Regions from separate parts of the Homo sapiens genome. Here all the other regions are linked to region 1. The links are chromatin loops, found by intact Hi-C in ENCODE. Cell type or tissue: heart left ventricle. All regions are shown on one strand.

Region 1 (5,000 bases):
TGAAAAGTATGCTTCCTAAAGTTTAAGAATATAATGTGTTTCCCACAATAGATTCACAATGGGGAGTCAGCTTATATGTTTTTGCCTTCTTGTGTGTTTAATTTTTTTAGCATACTGCCCAGTTTCCCTCACACTCTGATTCGTTTATATTTTTTAAATATTTTCTTAGTGGTTACCATGGAAGTTACAATTAACATTCTATATTTACAACAATCTAGTTTGAATTGATACCAGCTTAGATTTAACAGCGTACAAAATCTTGACTCCTATGCTGCTCTGTCTCCCCTCCGACCTCTTGTCTTTAAACATTGTTTGCCCATTCACATAGATTAGTAATTATTGTTTTATGCATTTGACTTTTAAATCATATAGGAAATAAAAAGGGGAGTACAATAATATTATTTATATTTACCTACCTTTACCAAAGTTCTTTATATGCCTTCAAGTTACTGTCTAGTGTCCTTTTATTTTAGCCTAGAAGGCTCGTTAGCATTTCTTGTAGGACAGATCTACTAATGATGGACTCAGTCAGCTTTTGTTTATCTGGAAATGTTTTTATCTCTCTTATATTTTTGAAGAATAGTTTTGCTAGACATAGAATTCTTCGGTTATTTTTCCTTTCAGAATTTTATATATGCCATCCCACTACCCTCTGGCCTCTGTGTTTTCTAATAGGAAACCTGCTGTTAATGTTATTGAGGATCCTTTGTATGTGAGAGTCACTTCTCTCCTCCGGCTTTCAAGATTTTCTCTATGTTTTTGGCTTTCAATCATTTGATTATCCTGTGTGTGATCTATTTGTCTTTATTCTACTTGAAGTGTGTTGAGGTTTTTTGATGTGTAGACTCATATCTTTCACCAAACTTGCTAAATTTGGGGCCACACTTCTTCAAATATTTTTGCTGCCCCTTTTCTCTCTCTTTTCCTCCTGTAGTTCTCATTATATATATATGTTAGTATGCTTGATGGTGTTCCACAAGTCCTCTAAACTCTATATATTTTCCTTCATTCATTTTTTTGCTCTGTGGTCCTCAGCTGCATAATTTCAATTGATCTGTCTTCAAGCTCATTGAGTCTTCTGTCTACTCAAATCTTCTGTTAGACCCTTCAAGTGAAGTTTTCTTTTTCAATTTTTGTACGTTTTAGCTAGCAAATTTCTATTCAGTTCCTCTGTATAATTTCTTTCTCTTTATTGGTATTCTTTGATCTGATGTTGTTCTCCTGTATTCCTCTAATTAATTAGAAATGGCTTCCTTTAGGTGTTTGAACTTATTTAATACAGCTGGTTTAAGTTTTTGTCTAATAAATTTAATATCTGGGCTTTTGGGGGAAGTTTCTATTCATGACTTTTCCACCTGTGTATAAGACATAGTTTCTTTGCATTCTTATATTTTTTTGTTGAAAAGTGGACATTTTAATAATAAACTGCAGCAACTGTATAAATTAGTTCCCCATCCCCCAAGAGGTTGTTGTTGCTGCTTGTTGTGGGTTGTTATTTGTTTACTTGCTGTCTTTTCTGCACTAATTCTGTAAAGTCTGTATTCGTTAGCACATGTGCCCACTGAAGTCTCTAATCAGTTAGCTTAGTGGCCAGCTAATGACTGAACAGAGATTTCCTTAAGTATCTGGAACAAATAAATCTCTCAGTTTTAGCCAAGAAGCTCTGTGTGCATGTTGAAGTGCATGTTTAATACTTAGCCAGGCAGTTTTCAACCCTGCCTTGGCCTTCAGTTTCTGCTTATGATAAAAGTCAGCCAGAAGTGAAAGACTGGGTCTTTCCTGAACATGTGCACAAACTTACACATGTACAATGCCCTTCTAGATTCCCAAAAGTATGCTAGAATTTGTCAAAGCCCTTATAGACATCTCATCTCTGTTTTTCCTTTTAAGATTTTCAGTTGGTCATTATTTACTACAACCGTAATTAATCACCTCAGGTAGCAACTATATCAAAACACTGGCCTGTAAATGTCTTTAGTCAACACTCCTCAGGGAGAGTCTTTTAGCTTTGAGTGAGCTCCCAGACAGCTTAAATAAAGATAAGTCTTTCTACTAGGGTATTTCGAAGTCAAATAATGACAATCTTTAGGAATGAAGCTATGAAGGCACTCCAGATTTTTTCTATTCCCAGTGGTACCAGGAAGGAAGCCCATTGCTTTTTAAGGCTACCACTGAACTTGATAATGGGTGATGGGATTAATTCAAGTTAATATGCCACAAATCTGGCTATACTTACACTTACAGCTGTTTTCCTCAAATAAATGCTCCTGGGTTGTTGCATGCCTTGGGATAACTCATAATATTGTAAAAAGATTTATTCTGACAAATTTTGCTCATTTTTTCTTTACTTTTATGAAGGGGCAAATTTTTTAGAGATTTTTACTCTGCCATTGTTTCTCATGGCACCACTTTCTACCCATTTTTAAAAGCATCTGAGAAAACGAACCCCTAGAAACAAAATTGGGCCCTCCTGGAACATTAATTTGAACATAATGTCAGGGTTTAACAACCCTGAGGTTCAATTTTTTGTTTCATTGAAAACACAACACAAACAAAAATATAGCCTTGTTGTTCTGATTAGTGTCCTGTGTGAATGTATGTTCCCTTTTCTTTTTTAAATTACTTAACAAAAATGGGAAATAACAAGATTATCTTGGGAGTAAAAAAGAATACAGTGATCGAAAAACAAATTTCACATTTCTGGGATCACTATTATGAATTAGAGGTTTTGTGTGGGCTTCATTTATGCATTTGTTTCTTTGTTTTTACTTAGGCAGCACATCAAACTGTCCTTTCTTTACATTCTAATTTCCTGAATTATTCCCAGCTAATGACCATGGTAAAGTTATCAGTATGTCGTCTCTAAGCCAGTATTTGACGTATAGCCAGTAGATGGCAGTATAACATCAAGCGTACATACCTGGTTAAGAGTGACAGCACTAGTCAAAGCAACACTCCAAAGCTGAGGGTCTAGAGCACAGAAAAAGAGTTCCCTAAAATCTTTATTCTTCCATTGTTTTAGTTTGATCCTGTCCAACATTGGATCAGGATCACCAAAGAAAGGCCATTAAAAACCTACAGAAATAGATGGAAAGCATGGTGTAATGAGGGAACCCCTGGTGCTTATGTGCTACACTCAGACCCAAGAGAATTCATCTGCCTTCTTGGTAAAAGGTTGGGGTAGAGACATAGTAAAGGAAGAGTCTACATGGTGCTCAGGTAAAAGTTTCAGTTGTTTATTTCATTATAAATGTACCTTGCTACAGTTTCAAATATGTCTTGAAAAACACTTCAGAAGCTATAACAATCAATGATGGCAACAGTATTACCACTATTTTAAAAAGTTTTCAATTCCAGGATGAGAACTGTCTTCAGAGCCAGTTTGCAGGCTAGACAAGAATATCAAACTCATCACTTTATATTGATAGCATGTTTCTTCTTAAAATGAAAATTGTTTAAGTTGATCACTGTTCTATTGATTACATGACTCCTGAAACATGCAGGAATATATTTGGAATATGTGACGCTAATCTAGCTTATTGCATCCAAATGCATTCCTTCTAAGAGCATTTAAATTAATATGCTTTTATTTCCTAAAATCAGGAATGAATTTCTCTTCATCAACTTCGTGGAACTTCCCATATATTTATTTATGAACATAAATTCACATGCATACGGATCTACTTATCTCCTATCTCTTATACATACTATGTTGACCAAAAGCAACAGTATCAGTAAGAGCTGGCAGTAAATAATAAAATCAGTTAAAAGTTCTGAAATACTTTTAAAATGTTATTTTAAAGTACTATGCAATTTTTAGTTCAAAAATAAGAGAAAATTTAAATTTCTTTTAAAAATATATTGTCTGAAATTAATAATAATTAAATAATTGAAGGAAGTATAAATGTTAAAAACATATAAAAGTAATGCAAGAAGTAAAGCATAAAGCAATAAAGTGAAGAACCAAACACATAATAGTTAAGATAATAAATATAAGCTGCTTAGAGTTCCCTATTAAAAGAAAAAAGTCTTGATTGGCTTAAAACCAAACCCCGTTATTACTCTACATATGAGAAAAGCCTAAAATTAAAAATACTAAAACAGTAAAAGAAGAAGATGGGCAAGAAAGAGAAAAGCAATACAACAAAGGAAAAATAGAGGTGGCAATATTAATATCAATGAGATATTGATTAATATAAATATTGATACTTGTGGGAATTCAATGAACATTTGAGAAAGAGTATCAATATACATAGGAAACAAATAGGATTTATAACCAAATTATAAAAGACATAGAACTGAAATTTAATATACAATATACAGAAAAAAGTTAGCAAATATAGAGAAACAAACAAAAATGTCATTTTAATATTGACATTTTTAGCATTGTGATTTAAAATATAGCATAGAAAAATAACAAGAATAATTTCAAATATAATTGAAAAAGATACATTATTGGCTAAGATTCTGGGGCACTAAGTTACAACTTAGAATAAAAAATATATTTTTCATATATTTATAAATCATTCACAAAAATTACCCTGTATTAGATTACAGAAAACTATCAAATTCCTCCAGAGAAAAAACACTCTAAGTTGTATAATTAGATCACAATGCCTGGAATTATTCTTTTTAAAATGATTTTTAAAGCGAACATTTAGATATTTAAAATCATACTGACACATTCAGTTAAGTCAGGAAGAAAAAGTAAAATAAGTAGTTTAGTTAGTAATGGAATTAAAGCACTATTCTTAAAATATATTGAAGCAAAGCTACATACAGAGGTAAACATTCATCAAACATAGGAATTAAAAAGAGGTTAGCCTCACTCCTTAAAGTCAATGAAAAGATGTTCAAAATCCACTAATATAAATAATAAAAGCTAATGTTTATTGAATGTTCACACTGCAACAAGGACTGTGCTAAGCACTTTACAGGAAGCACTTTAAATCCTCACCAATCCTATCAAGCTCTTAAACAATGTCTTATTCTCCACAGCC
Region 2 (5,000 bases), 120 kb after region 1:
AAAAGAACAGTTATTCCCTTGGACCTATATATATGAGGTGATTTTCCTGCCTCAGCCTCCCCAGTAGCTGGGATTACAGTTCTTAGGCAATACCTTCCCCAGGTGGAGGAGATGAGACAGGGACCAAGCATAAGATATGGTAAAGTTGGATACAGCTCCCATTTAGTTAAATGACCTGGCAAAGTCAAACCTACTTCCCTGCTGAATACCTTGAGAGCTGATACAGGAGTTTTTTTTTTTTTAGATGGAGTCTTGCTCTGTCACCAGGCTGGAGTGCAGTAGCGCAATCTCGGCTCACTGCAACCTCTGCCTCCTGGGTTCAAGTGATTCTCCTGCCTCAGCCTCCAGAGCAGCGGGGACTATAGGCGTACACCACCACACCCAGCTAATTTTTGTATTTTTTTCTTAGTAGAGACAGGGTTTTACCATGATGGCCAGGATGGTCTCGATCTCTTGACCTTGTGATTCAACTGCTTTGGCCTCCCAAAGTGTTGTGATTACAGGTGTGAGCCACCATGCCTGGCTGCTGATACAGGTTTTAAGAGGGAGGTAGACATGGGCCCAGAGGGCCTCCTGTGTGCCAGGAACATTATCTCTCATCACTCTGATGGGCCCAGAGAGATTAAAAACCTTGCCCAAGTCCACCCTCAATGTATAGCCGAGTTAAGATTTGAACCCAAGTACACTTGGCTTCAGAGCCCTATGCTCTTTCTTTGCATCATGCTGCCTCCCACCTGGTTCTGTGTGCAGCTTGGTCTAGGCTCCTAGGCTGGGCAGTAAATAGAAAACACATCAGATATAAGCCCCCATTTCTGAAATAAAATATGTTTCTGTAGATGAGAACAGTTGTGCCCAAATGGATATGAAACAGAAAATTGAAATGCAAGAGAAATGGCATAAAATAATTCACTAGGTAGAGCCAAGCATGTTAACCATGAATAAATCCTGCAAATGAGGTGGAAACTCATAGTATTTATGAGTTTGGCTGATCTCTCAGGATGCAGCCTGAATTGTTTTTGAATTAGATACAGGGTAATTTAATCAATGACTGAATGCTGCCAATCTTGGTTCACTAAAAACACATACATTGGTGATAGGTAATAGGCATTTTAGTTTCACATATAGAAGCTAGATTGAAGAAAGAGTAAAATAGGGAGAAAAAGAAAATATTCCTAATTCCCTGCTTTAATCAAAAATTTTTTTCTTTGTTGATTTTCCTTTTCTCAGTTTTGTGCTATAATATCCAACCGATAAGCAAAAAAGTCAAGCACTACAAATATATAATCAATGCAAGAGGTCTACATTGTAGTCCAAAGGGAACGTGGTATCCCAGTCCAGAAATAATATATGGGAAGACCACATTTAAATTTTTTTTTTTTTTTTTTTTTTTGAGACAGAGTCTCAATCTGTCAGCCAGGCTGCAGAGCAGCGGAGGGATTGCGACTCACTGCAACCTCCGCCTCCTGCGTTCAAGCGATTCTCCTGCCTCAGTCTCCTGAGTAGCTGGGATTATAGGCACACACCACCACACTCGTCTAATTCTTGCATTTTTAGTAGAGACAGGGTTTCATCATGTTGGCCAGGTTGGACTCGAACTCCTGACCTCACGTGATCTGCCTGCCTTGGCCTCCCAAAGTGCTGGGATTCTAGGTGTGAGCCACTGTGCCCAGCCAAAATTTGATTTTAAATGGGACACAAAGCACAAAATTTGGGGCAGCAATACTAATGCTTATCAGGTTTAAGAAAAATAAAAGGCATTTTAGTTGAGATACTTGGTGGAGTTGTGCATAGCTAAACTATGGGTCTACAGTTCAGAAATGTTTTTAAAGATTAATGTTCAGATTTCAAGAATAAGCAAAAAAAAGTTAGTTTGAAGCTTTCAACTTCATAAAAATCCAGTTTTGATTAAATGAGATTCAAAAAAGAATCTTTCAACCAACTGTATTAAGGACAGGTCAGAAACATATAATGAGAAGTACAGTAAGCACAGTTATGCTTTGCAGAACAGCTAGTAGCCTGGGGAACCTCAACATTAAAAACCAAAAAATGTTTCCTTTTGGGTCATATGTTTTAACAATTCAAAGTAACACATGTTCACATACAAAGCCCTCAACATGACGCAATGTCATCTTCCCCTTCACCCAACTCCTTCTCCCGCCCCACCCCTACTCCAGAAGAGGAACTAGACTGAACAGCAAACTAAACAATTTAGGTTTTCCTGAGGGCAAGGGTGATACTATCAGACCTTTACAAAGCTCTGTTTGGCATCTAGCACAGACCAGGGCACACTGGGTGCCTGGAGCATATCTGTGCAATGGAATAAGCTATGGGGAACCTTAAAGATGCTACAAGAAGATGGATGCTCCCGACCCACATTTCCTGGCAGAAAACTTCCTGACCCACCCAGGCATTGTTGATCAACTCCTTCCCTTGCTCATCACCACTGTATCTTACTTATCACACGATTTGCAATCCTGAATTTGCCTTCCCGTCGACCCTCACCTTGAGATTCTGAGCTCTGAGACATACTCACCCTTTCCTCCCCAGGATCAAGAAAACAAGTGCCTTCAATAAATGAAGTATGGACTTTTCCTCCACCTCACTCCCAGCTGTAAGCAAGCTGCCACCTTGTTGTTTAATCAGCAGTTGCCCCGAGCCTGGGCTAGCCTCAATCTCTGAGACTCTGCATCTGGCTGAGATATGGGGCTGGGTAGGAAAGTCTGTGGTGTGATTCAAGACGCACTTAACTCCCACCTCAATTCTACAGTAGAAACTGCTGAAGAGACAATGGCTGCCTGCCCTGCTAAGCAGGTGGCTGCCAGCCTCACCTTCTGGGTCTGTTCCTTCCATGGCTCTTTCTGCAGCAGCAGAGCCATGCTATTGGGAAGGAGAGTGAGAACCTCCTGCAGAGTGACCCTGTGCATTGGACTCCTGCCAAGGAAGCTTGGTACTGGCCCAGCCGGGCCATTCTCCTGATGCCATGGCAACCAACTGGCACTGAGGCCGAGGAGGAGAGGGGCAGTGTGGTCAGCCCATGCAACCACTGCGGTTGCAAATATCAGCAAGAAGAAGTCCAAAGCCTACGATGAAAATAGAAATGACGTTAGGTCATATTTTTTAACAATTCAAAGTAACACATGTTCACATACACAGCCCCTGTCGTGAGGCAATGTCATCTTCCCCTTCACCCAACCAGTCCCTCCTGCCCTACCCCCACCCAGAAGAGGAACTGAACTGAACAGTAAACTCAGTTTCCATGTTTAATGAAGATACATTTTGGGGCTTTAGAAGATTTTTGAAGTCCCTTTATGTGAAGGCAGAAGACCCAACAGTTTCATTATTATCGCTCTAACATTTCAGGAGAAACATCGTTTATTCAATTCCTAATCACATCAAGATCCAAACATTCCTCTGTTTTGATGTTTTCAAAGAGCTTACAAAATGAAGAAATATTTATGGTTATGTGGGCAAAACTAATTTTTAAAAATATGTATACTCTGATTCTACTTTTGAGCAAGTCTTTCTTCATTTTTTTTAAAAAATGTTTTAAGAAATGGGGTCTCACTATGTTGCCCAGAGTGATCTTGAACTCTTGAGCACAAGAAATCCTCCTGCTTCAGCCTCCCAAGTGGCTGGGACTATAGACATGTGCCATTGTGCCCAGCTTCTTCATGCATTTTAAACACCTGTCCAGGATCTATCCATTTAGATTTCAGACTAATCTAGACAATCATAGAAATGGTGATTATAGGAGCCACCTCTGAGTAGTTGGATTACTGTGATTTAAACTACACTTCTTTCTGCTTATCTGTATTTTCTCAGTGTTTTAAGGTTTTTGTAAGAAAACAGAGAAAGTTAATAAAAACTTAGGAAATCAGAAGAAAGAGGACAGATCACGCAAGTTCAAAAAAAGTTTAAAAAGTACTTCCTAATCTCTTAAAATTCCTAAACTCACAAATTAAAATTTCAAAAAGACATACAACTCTTCAGAAAAACTGGGCAGAACTTCAAAAAACATCCCAGGTTATGCAAATTTGACTCACACAGCAAACAGAATACTCATGAAGCATGCCTACAGAAAAAAAATTCTGCTATTACAAAATGCACAGCTGCCAGCTAAGTCAACACAATGAAGGAAAGCAGGAAAGAGCTGTCTTCGTCTTATTAATCTTTTATTTTTAAACTTACCCAAACCTAATACTAGCGGTTCTTACTTTTTTTGAGTCATAGGTAATTTTGCAGGTGTGATAAAAATTCCCCTCCATATATGCACACATGCACATAAGTATTGGCACACATAAGATTATCTGCATACACTCCAGGAACCTCTTCAAAGCAGGCATTTTTAGCCATATGCTGGCCAGTGTGGAGGCCAGAGCCCTATATTCCCACATCCTTTATGGGATCAATCCCAGCTACACAGGAGCTTGGGTTCTCTCTCTCCCAAGTGTCCTTTGTGTTCTGTCTGTCAAGAAACATATTTTGTTGAAAATATTTCTCAAAGGGCAGCCTTGGGTGTCTCCAAGAGCTTGGTAAGAATACCAGTTTTCTTGCGGCATCAGAGAATCATTAAGTGTGTCTAAAATAAAAGGAAAGAGGGAAAGAAAAGCTGCAAACAGCAACGTGCTCCTCTTTTGGGAGCATATATTTTAGGTTGGTGCAAAAGTAATTGCAGTTTTTGCCAATTAATGGCAAAACCGCAATTACTTTTGCACCAACCTAATATAAGTTCTGTATTTTAAGGAAGCTATAAACTACTCCTCTAGATTTTACCTTGTCAAGAGCCGTATTGTGAAAGGATGTTGACTGGTAAGCAACATTTCTAATATAACCCATCAGTTCCAAGAGCCACTCCATTCTCTTCAAAACGCCTGAAATGAAAAGGGTATTTTCTTACTAGACCATGGTTTTCCTTTGAAATGTAAAACAGATCAGTAACAACCATCATAACTAAAGCAGAACACCTGGTGAGGATTCCATTAACCAGTTTCATGTTCCCT
Region 3 (5,000 bases), 1.6 Mb after region 1:
CATTTCTGTTAAAAAAAAAAAAAGTGTACTAGGAGAAAGAAAGGTTTCAGATATGCTAAAAATAATTCTACTGATTGCCATCAATTGGTAAGAAGCACTCAGTTGAAAAGAGGTCTTATGTGTCTGAAGAAGCATAATGAACCCACCCTCTCACCTTTCAGATACCACATCTATGTGTGGCTTAATGGAGACTATTGATAAGGAGGAGGAGGAGGGAATTATCTTCTTCTTCCCACTCTTACCCACCCAGAAGCAATTAGTGAACAGGGAACAAAGAAAGGCACATGCCTTCTTGTTCTGAGACCTAGGAGACTAGAGCCAGGTGAGGGAGAGAGGCACCCTGGGAAATGTTTGCATCACAAAATGGGACAGAGCCCGGCGGTCCACTGAAAGTGACAAACATTGGCAGACTAGCCGACGGATTTCCAGGTCTAGGGGAAGTATTCTTCCTGTCCTGAGGAATCTATTTAATAATTGACCAAGAAAACTGGGAAGCTGGGTTGCAAAGTAGCTCTTATTGGGCATCTACTAGATACTTTGGTACTGGTTGGATACTGTACCAGATGCTTTTACACTATAATTTTAGTTAATCCCCATAGCCATCGGCATTAGGGTTTTCCAGAGAAACAGAACCAACAGAACGTGAGACTATATAGAAAGAGATTTACTGGCCGGGCACAGTGGCTCATGCCTGTCATCGCAGCTCTTTGGGAGGCCAAGGCAGGTGGATCACCTGAGGTCAGGAGTTCAAGACCAGCCTGGCAAACATGGTGAAGCCCTGTCTCTACCAAAAATACAAAAAAAAATTGGCTGGGCATGGTGGTGAGCACCCGTAATCCCAGCTACTCAGGAGGCTGAGGCAGGAGAATCACTTGAACCCAGGAGGCAGAGGTTGCAGTGAGATGAGATCATGCCATTGCACTCCAGCCTGGGCAACAAGAGCAAAACAGACAGGAAGGGAAGGGAGGAAGGGAGAAAGGGAGGAAGGAAGGGAGGGAGGAAAGAAAGAAAAGAAAAGAAAAGAAAAGAAAAGAAAAGAAAAGAAAAGAAAAGAAAAGAAAAGAAAAGAAAAGAAAAGAAAAGAAAAGAAAAGAAAAGAAAAGAATAGATGAGATTCATTAGAAGGAATTGGCTCACACAATTATGGAGAATGGGCAAGTCCAAAATCTGTGGAGTGGGCTGGCAGCCTAGAGACCCAGAAGAGTCTATGCTGCAGTTCCAGTCAAGGCCAGTAGACTGGAGACCCAGCCAGTCACTGATATTCCAGTTTGAGCCTGAAGGCCATCTGCTGTAGAACCAGGAAGAGGTGATGTTGCAGATGTAGTCTGAAGCCATCTGCTAGAGAAGTAGGAGAAAGTTTCTTTTGTTCTATTTTGGCCTTCCACTGATTGGATGAGACCTACCCACATTATGGAGGGAGCCTACTTTACTTAAAGTCTACCAATTTGGGCATGGTAGCCCACACCTGTAATCCCAGCACTTTGGGAGGTCAAGGCAGGAGGATCACTTGGGGTCAGGAGCTCAAGACCAGCCTGGGAAACATAGCAAGACCCCAACTCTAAAAAAAAAACAAAATAAAAAAGTTAGCCAGGCACGGTGGCATGCACCTGTAATCTCCACTACTTGGGAGGCCGAGGTGGGAGGATTGCTTGAGCCCAGGAGTTCAAGGCTGCAGCAAGCTATGATCACCATATTGCACTCCAGCCTGGGCAATAGATTGAGACCCTGTCTCAAAAAAAAAAAAAAATCCATGGCCAGGTACAGTGGCTAACCCCTATATCCCCAGCACTTTCGGAGGCTGAGGCAGGTGGATCACCTGAGGTCAGGAGTTCAAGACCAGCCTGGCCAACATGGTGAAACCCTGTCTCTACTAAAAATACAAAAATTGGCTGGGCATGATGGCAGGCGCCTATAATCCCAGCTACTCAGGGGGATGAGAATGGCTGGAACCTGGGAGGCAGAGATTGCAGTGAGCCGAGATCATGCCATTGCACTCCAGCCTGGGCAAAAACAGTGAAACTCCATCTCAAAAAATATATATATTAACTAATTTAAACCTTAATCTCATCCAGAAATGCTCTTACCTCACAGAAACATCAGAATAATGTTTGACCAAATATCTGGAAACCCCATCATCCAGCCAATTTGACACATAAAACTAACCATCACCCCATCTGAAAGTTAGATTTCGCCCTAATTTTGTATATGAGGAGACTGAGGCTCAGAAGGATTAAGTGACATACCCAATTACACAGCTGATTGGAGGCCAGGCTATAATGAAACCATACTCTTTCCGACTCCAGGAAGTTGGGGGCAAGATACGTATTATTGAATCTCACTTGGAAAGAAAGTGCAGTTCTCCCCTACCTACATTAATAACCCTCTAACTAGTATTCAGTCAGCTAGCAAGTATTTAAGCCCCTACTATACTCTGAGCTGTCAGGAAAGTAAAATCTTATTTTACTGTCAAGAGCAAAAAGTTACCAAAATGTGTAGCAGGTCTTATTTTCTCTCTGGTACAGGTGCTGGGCGGGAGTTGGGGGTGGGAATGGAAGGTTGAGTCACACCAGAAGTGGTCAGCAGTGTGGGGACCAGGAGCCAGGTCTGTCACCACTCCTGCTTTGAAGCCACTTTCCCTCAAAAGTGGGTGACCACGGGGAATATTAAGCACTCAGGCTCTGGGATGAGCACTGACATCAAACAATTCCCTTTCATAAGGGGGCTGCCTGCTGGGGTCCATTGAGAAAGAGGGCAGGCATTCCAAAAGCCACTTCTTTCAGCAGGATGTAGGCAGAAACTATTCCCTTAGACGACCAAAACGGGTCACACGGGTCACAGTCACACGGCAAATGTCCCAGAACCCTATCGCCCACGTTCCCCCACACCACGACACTTGATCTGGTGCATCTAGTACGGTTGTGAGTGTCAGTTTCACCCCCTCAGGAAGCCAACTTCTCCCTCCACCGCAGCCTCCAGGTTTGTCCCCAGACCTGCCAACTGGTGTGGCCGCCTTCCTTTTGGTGGGCTGCAGGACCACTGGTGACACCTAGTGACCAAGGCGGCAGTAGCAGCCGAGAACGAGAATTCCTGATTTTCTCTCCTGGTGATGAGAGTAATGACACTGCCCGCCCCAGGACCAAGGAAGTCCCCAGGGAGGGAGTGTGTGAGATTTTTCCAGGAGGGAGATCCCCCTCGGTGAGAGAAGAAAGTGAGGCATGATCAGGGCTCATGACGCCCTTATCATAAGTCATGTGGTTTGAACATTAAAAGGAATGTGACCTCATTTCTTATTCTAAGCTGATCAAGGGGCACCTATGTTAAAAAGCACTGAGAGGCTCTTGGCCTTTTCTTGATTCCAGTCCCCCAGAAAGGGCCAAGAGAAGACTTCCAGGGTCAGACCCCTATCTGAGACCCCCTTTGCAGCCCTCTCCGCTCAGCCACACATCACTGTCCCGTCCACCCAGCTCCGTAGCCGTTAATCATATGTGGCTATCTAAATTAAATTAATTAAAATTACATTGAAAACTCAGCTCTTCAGGCACACCAGCCTGAAGTGCTCAACAGCCACAAGTAACTAGTGGCAGCACACATTACAGAGCATTTTCGTCATCACAGAAAGTTATCATAGACAATGCTGGTCTGTAGGCTAGAAATTTCTTTCCAGGCATCTTAAGATTCTTTTTAATCAAAGTTCTCTTTGGAAAGAAGAAAAAGCAGAAAGCTGGGTGGAACTGTCATCTTGGTATACCGTGCTTGGAAGCACAGGCTGACAGAGAAGGGATTGACACAAATTTGGCTTGAACTGGGTTTTTTTTCCAGATGCCACTTTACCGTGCCTCTCTCCCAAGAACAGGAGCTGTGTGGGCGTGTGTGTTTCAGGCTGCGTTTGGCACTGGAGGTTAAAACAGGGCGTTCTCTTCCTTCTTGCTTTCTCTTCAAGAGAAATAACTTTTTCCTCAAACTTATGATAAAGAAGACAGTTGGTAAAAATGTTTGGGAACCTCTGGTTTGGGCTAAATGAAGGCTCTTTGGAGACACACACTAGCCAGATTATAAGGCATAAAAGAAGTCTTGGACGCCAGGGGACACTGGACTGGCCATCAAGATTAATCATCCCATGGGGTCTCTTGGTACCTCATTCATTCACTCATTCAACCAGCATTTACCAACTGCCCGTTATGTTCCAGGCACTATTCTAAGCTACAGAGATACAGCTGTAAGCTGAACAAAGACCTTCCCTCATGGAACTTACCCACAAGAATGGAGGAATCTGACCCACAATATAAATAATGGTGTCACATCAGTATCATGGATCCAGGCCAGCCATACACTGATGACAACAACAGCTGCCTCGTTTTGAATTCCATAATCCTACCACTATTCTGTACCAAGCACGGTTCACTCCGCTCTCAGTGGATTCTCATAGTCCTCACAGCTACCATATTAAGTCTCAGTTATCATTAGTCTCATCTTCCATTTATGCAAACACAGAGAGGCCAAGCAAGTAGCTTAAATCATACCACTGTACAGGCACGCACCATTGTTCCAACCCTGGTCTCACTCATGCCATATGGTAGAGGGAAAGCATACGTTGTCAAATATTCAGGGATTCTAGAACGTTGCAAATAGAAGAATAAACAAGACGTATCCAGTGGTAAAGACAGATACAGTGTGATGTGCCTCATGGTAAGTAGAAAATAGAAGTCACTATGGAAACAGAGGAAGGGCATATAAACCAGCCTCCAGGGATGTGGCCAGGGTGTTATCAGGGAATGCTTCCTGGAGGAGGTGATACACGAATGAAGTCCTAAGGGAAAAATAGAAGTACAAGTGTTGAAAATGTGGGGAGGGACAAAGGTATGCTGGGCAAAGGGAACAGAAGTGCCCAGGCCTAGAGGGAAGCAGGTATTCAGTGTGGGTTGTGTACAGTTTGGAAGAAGAAAAGTGGCCCAATGATGGATTTTACAGCCTGCTCAGAAGTATTCACTTGACTTGGAGGG
Region 4 (5,000 bases), 1.6 Mb after region 1:
ATGGAAGAAACCAGGTGGGCTGTAAGTTAATCGTTGAGGCTGGATGATGGCTACTCAGGAGTCGATTATGCTATTCTGTTTCTACATGATTGACATTTTCTATTATAAACAATTATCTTAAAACGGTAGTACAGAGAAAGCTCTCAGGAACTGTCACTCTCAACTGTTATCAACCATTTGCACCTCAGTGTGAAAGGAGGAAAGTTCTGATGGGAAAGAAAGACTTAGGGGATGCCTGGCGTGAGAGACCAGAGAAGTAGAACCCAGGAGGGAAAAGGCAGTCAACAGAGAGGCACAGGCATTCCAACACCAGTCAGCCTCCCTCCCTCCTGCCCGCTGCCACAGCGCCCCCACCAGTTGCTCTCCCACCTGGACACTTGTGGCTGATACAGGCTGCATGATACATGCTGCGTGGAGGGTAAACACACCTGATAGCAATAACATAAGCAGACCCTGAGGATGACCCTGTATGGCAGACACATCTGAATGTGTGTTTCAAGCTAAGGAATCCGGCATGGCCAACCTGGAGATTCATACCTTATCAGTGATGAACATCCGAGCCCCCCACCCATCCCATGGAATGCGGGCCATACAAGGGATTGAGGCCCTGAGTTTTGGGCTAAACAAAGGTTGCCAGGTGGAGGTCATTAAGGGGAGGGTGTTAGGTGAAAACGCTATTTAAACTGCACACTGTTTGCAAGCAGTTACGGTTTTCCTGCCCAGCCTGCTGCCACTGGACTGTTTGTAAGGTGGCTATCTTGTCCAGCACACCACCACTGGACTCTCTCCCCTGTATGTGAGCCCCTAATAAAACCCCCACATTGGCCGGGCATGGTGGCTCATGCCTGTAATCTCAGTACTTTGAGAGGCCAAGGCAGGAGGGATCACCGGAGGTCAGGAGTTCAAGACCAGCCTGGCCAGCATGGTAAAACCCTGTCTCTACTAAAAATACAAAAATTAGCTGGGTGTGGTGGCACGTGCCTGTAATCCCAGCTACTTGGGAGACTGAGGCAGGAGAATCGCTTGAACCCAGGAGGCGGAGGTTGCAGTGAGCCAAGACCACACCACTGCACTCCAGCCTGGGTGACAGAGAAAGACTCCATCTCCAAAAAAAACACCATGTCTCCTTTGCTGGCTCTGAGTCTCTTCTTCAGCCTCCTGAACCTAGTGCCTTCCCTATTGAGGTTAATAGGGGTTTGGCACAACACAAGGCCAGGCCACTTCTGCCCTGACCCCCTGGATTTGATCTAGTTTTTTTTCCTGGGGCCACTGCTGACTTCTTCCCCACAAAGGATGCCCAGGTGGCTGCAGGACTTCCTGAGCCCACTTTACCATCCTGATGACTTGAGTCTTTTCTGAACTGAGCCATTTTGTCTGGGGTCTTGGATCTAAGATGTGTCTAAGATCTTGTGCCATCTCCTTAAGGAGAAAGGGTTCACTCCGGGACAAGAGTAGGGTTACACTAGGAGGGTTCCAAACCAAATGAACTCCTGAGACCACTGCAGAGTGGCTCCTCAACCAGGAGGTTCAGAGAACTTCCTTCCCTGTGAGCCTCAGGAGAAGAAATTGTCAGGAGTTATCGCTCACTTGTGACAGAACAGGTGCTGTCTGACAGGAAGAAGATAAATTGAAACCCGTGTGTGCAACTGAGAGAGTATGAGTGAGTTCATGCAGGAAAGACAGCACTAGACCAGGAAAAATACTCCTCAGAAAATCCATTACATCCACAAGCATGTGGGCCAAGTCAAGGGGTGTCTATTGAAAGAAAGGAAACTGTTCTTGTTTTAAGGCAACATTAAATCCAAAGATCCTGGGCTGTTCAGACAGGGAGTTAAGGGGGACTCCTTCCTGCATCTCCATGTTGAATGGGGCAGAGGGAATGGGAATATGGTTACTGAGCTGCCAAAATAGAACCATCTTCCCTCCTCATCGGAACTTTGCCTGACAACCTTCTCCGCTCGGGTTCTTTACTCCGCTTTTTCTGTTGGGGTTGCGAAAGGGAGAATCATAATCTTCCTATCAGCTGCTTTGACATCTGCCGTAGTTTGGCAGGAACTAATCTAATGACGAGAGACTGACTCAGATTCTTTCTGGGAAGAGGCATTTTGGGGACAAGAAAGCAAAAGAGGATATGTGCGAGCAAAGCCCCAGAAGTCGGCAGCGAGAACAGGCTTCCCAGACAGCCACCTCCCACAGTCACTGGGCATTGCCAGGTGGCCAGGCTGTGGGGTGGGGGCAGTCCCCTCAGCCACGCTGAAAGCAGGTGGGCGTCCAGCCAACACCGCTGCTACACCCCAGGCCGCCTTCCTGAGCACCAGTTGCCGAGGCAACCGGGGTACTTTGCAAATATCTTTTTTAGATGTGACTTCCAGAAAAAAAGGGCAAGGTGACAAGAGGGATGGAAGGAACAGAGAGATACCAGGCTGACGCTTGACACTGAAAATGCAGCCAGAAGTTCTTGGTGCTGCTGCCCTCTACAGGCAAAATCGTAGATTACGACGCTCACCCACCAAAAATGCCCTGAAAATGAAATGTCTCACTTTCCCACCAAGTAGCCTGGGAGTAACAAAACAGGAGCAGGGATAGGGAAGGCCCAGGGGTCCAGCTACAGCCATGGTATCACCAGAAAGGGAAGAGACAATTTGAGAAACACTAGGTCAAAAGTCAAATGTTGCCAGTTCTGGAAATTGCTTGGTAATAATGTGATTGTACATACAAATGCAAAAGCAGGCACTGAAATCTACATGCTGCAGTTGGCTTGGAGACCGTCATCTATGCCATTCATGCACTGCCAGTTTTGTGGGGAACCTGGTGGTAAACCACTGGTAGACCACCTGCTTCTGGCTGGGAATTTTGTATGTAGCAGAGCAGCTCCCTCGCCGTCCTCTATTGTAAGTCAGCACTTCTTGATACAAGGGTTTGTAAAAAGAAAAAAAAAAATGAAGGAAACAAAGATAATCTATAATCCACAATCGGGGTGAATCTTTTCTATTTTGACAATGAAATCACAATTATAACAATGTTATAAGGAATTCTCATGCCCTCAAGAACGTGCTGGGTATCCTCTGTGTAAAGCAAGGATACAATTTAATCTTTGCTTATAAAAATGCTCCAGCTTCCATGACTCAGGTACACTGCAGACCGCCACCAGGAGTAGCAGCACCTGGGAATGCATACACAAATTCCCAGGCCCCACATCAGACCTGCAGACCCTGAAACTCTGGGGGTGGAGCCCAGAAATCCGTGCTTTGACAAGCCCTCCAGGTGATTCTGATGTCCACTAAAATTTGAGAACTAATGATTTATGTAACAATTATTCATTTGAAACTCCAAATATTACTCATTTCAACACACTCATTCATTTCAGGCAGTGACTGAGAGAAGAAATGAGTTGAGATAAAGGCAAGGTGTGCAGAAGAAGCAAAGCCTATCCCCTCCCTGCCTGGGCAGGTATCACAATCTTAGAATCTCAGGATATCACAAATTCCCCTCTCTACCATTGAGGGAAAGGTGATTCCCTCTGCTCCTGGCCAGACCTTCAAGCTCAAAATGAGCTTCTAGTAATACAGGTGATCTAGGGATTAAGAGAAATAGGTTGTTTGGCAGGAGGTGCAGGACAAAGGAGGTTATTGCCAATTGAGCACTGATGCCAGAACTCTCAGAAGGACCCTGTTATGCAAGTAGAAGTACCCCATTAACAGACGCAGGAACTGAGCCCTTAGGGAAGTCAAATGACTTGCCCAAAGTCATCTCACTACTTAGAAGAAATGAGATTAGGACTAAGGCCCATGTGACAAAGAAGACCATGTCTTTCTTCTAAATTCTACTGGGCCACTCTTAGCACTGTCTAAAAGAACTGTGATAGAAATGTCCTTTGTCTGTAGCCACTAGCCACTCGTGACTATTGAACACTTGAAATGTTGCAGGTGACCAGGTGCTGTGGCTCACACCTGTAATTCCAACAGTTTGGGAGACTGAGGTGAGAGAATTGCTTGAGGCCAGGGATTTGAGACCAGCCTGGGCAACACTGTGAAAACTTGAAACAAAAAAAAAAAAAAAAAATTGGCCAGGTGTGGTGTCTCATGCTTATAATCCCAGCACTTTGGGAGGCCAAGATGGGCGGATCTCTTGAGCTCAGTTGTTCAAGACCAGCCTGGGCAACATGGTGAAAACCTATCTCTACAAGATACCAAAAAAAAAAAAAATTACATTAGCTGGGCATGGTGGTGCATGCCCATAGTCCAACTACTGGAGAGGCTGAGGTGGGAGGATCGCTTGAGCCTGGGAGACGGAGGTTATAGTGAGCCGAAATCACAACACTGCACTCCAGACTGGTTGACAGAGTGACAGTGAGACCCTATCTAAAAAAAAAAAAAAAAAAAAAAAAAAAAATTTAAATTCACCAGGTATGGTGGTGCCTACCTGTAGTCCCGATTACTCAGGAGGCTGAGGCAGGAGGATCACCTGAGCATAGGAGTTTGAAGCTGCACTGAGCTATGATACCACTGTACTCCAGCCTGAGTGACAGAGCAAGATCCTGTCTCAAAAAAAAAACAAAAAACAAAAAAACCACACACACACAAAGGAGAAGAAAGGAATAAAGGAAGGTTGCAGATGTGGTGTAACTGAGAAACTAAATCTTTCATTTATTTTAAATTACTTTAAAGTAGTCACATGGGGTTAGTGACTATTCTATTGCAGAGTGGAGGATCATATAGTTTTGTGTAACAATGCCTCAAGAGTGGAAATCTTCACCCAAAATAATCCTCAGGGGGAAAAAAACACAAAAGAGCATTGACAGAGCTAGCAATTTGTCATCTTATTAATCTTTTCTTAATGGAAATGCTGACAGATTCTTAACAGTGTCTAAGAAAATGCAATTAATCCACAGACTCAGATTTAAAGAAGCCTGCCTTCCTGAATGTTGGCAGTTGGCAGAAGCCAGGGATGGCAGTGTGAGGTGCCCCATACCACAAGCTAATGGCCTGAAAGAGGACAGA

The links. Peaks named below come from ENCODE experiments on the same cell type or tissue, not always from the same donor. Only the 100,000 strongest peaks of a DNase experiment are listed, where the experiment ranks them.
Region 2: it touches region 1 in a loop (3-fold over the local background); 7 of 110 quality-filtered maps call a loop at or near these places.
Region 3: a loop joins it to region 1, with 6 times the contacts of the local background. A loop is called at or near these places in 9 of 110 quality-filtered maps.
Region 4: it touches region 1 in a loop (10-fold over the local background); 14 of 110 quality-filtered maps call a loop at or near these places.

Annotation. Positions count from the first base shown.
Region 1 is chr9:21,109,035-21,114,034 of GRCh38, reverse strand. No RefSeq gene overlaps it. Among named protein-coding and RNA genes, the nearest start is that of IFNW1, 30 kb to the left of the region's middle. In heart left ventricle, a CTCF peak has its summit at 2,893 (motif pointing right); no DNase peak of the experiment used is centred here.
Region 2 is chr9:20,988,203-20,993,202 of GRCh38, reverse strand. FOCAD (focadhesin) reads right to left here. Exons shown (of 44, transcript NM_001375567.1): 41 at 4,774-4,871; 42 at 2,829-3,080. Among named protein-coding and RNA genes, the nearest start is that of HACD4, 41 kb to the left of the region's middle. In heart left ventricle, no CTCF peak of the experiment used is centred here; a DNase peak (open chromatin) is centred at 2,922.
Region 3 is chr9:19,470,039-19,475,038 of GRCh38, reverse strand. LOC105375988 (a long non-coding RNA gene) reads right to left here and starts at 4,937. Exons shown (of 7, transcript XR_007061431.1): 1 at 4,539-4,937. In heart left ventricle, a CTCF peak has its summit at 3,049 (motif pointing left); a DNase peak (open chromatin) is centred at 3,028; H3K4me3 peaks cover 637 bases.
Region 4 is chr9:19,490,751-19,495,750 of GRCh38, reverse strand. All of the region lies in intron 4 of LOC105375988 (a long non-coding RNA gene), which reads right to left. Among named protein-coding and RNA genes, the nearest start is that of MAP1LC3BP1, 30 kb to the right of the region's middle. RefSeq lists an enhancer at 2,245-2,768. In heart left ventricle, a CTCF peak has its summit at 2,479 (motif pointing left); a DNase peak (open chromatin) is centred at 2,240; H3K4me3 peaks cover 745 bases; H3K27ac peaks cover 1,439 bases.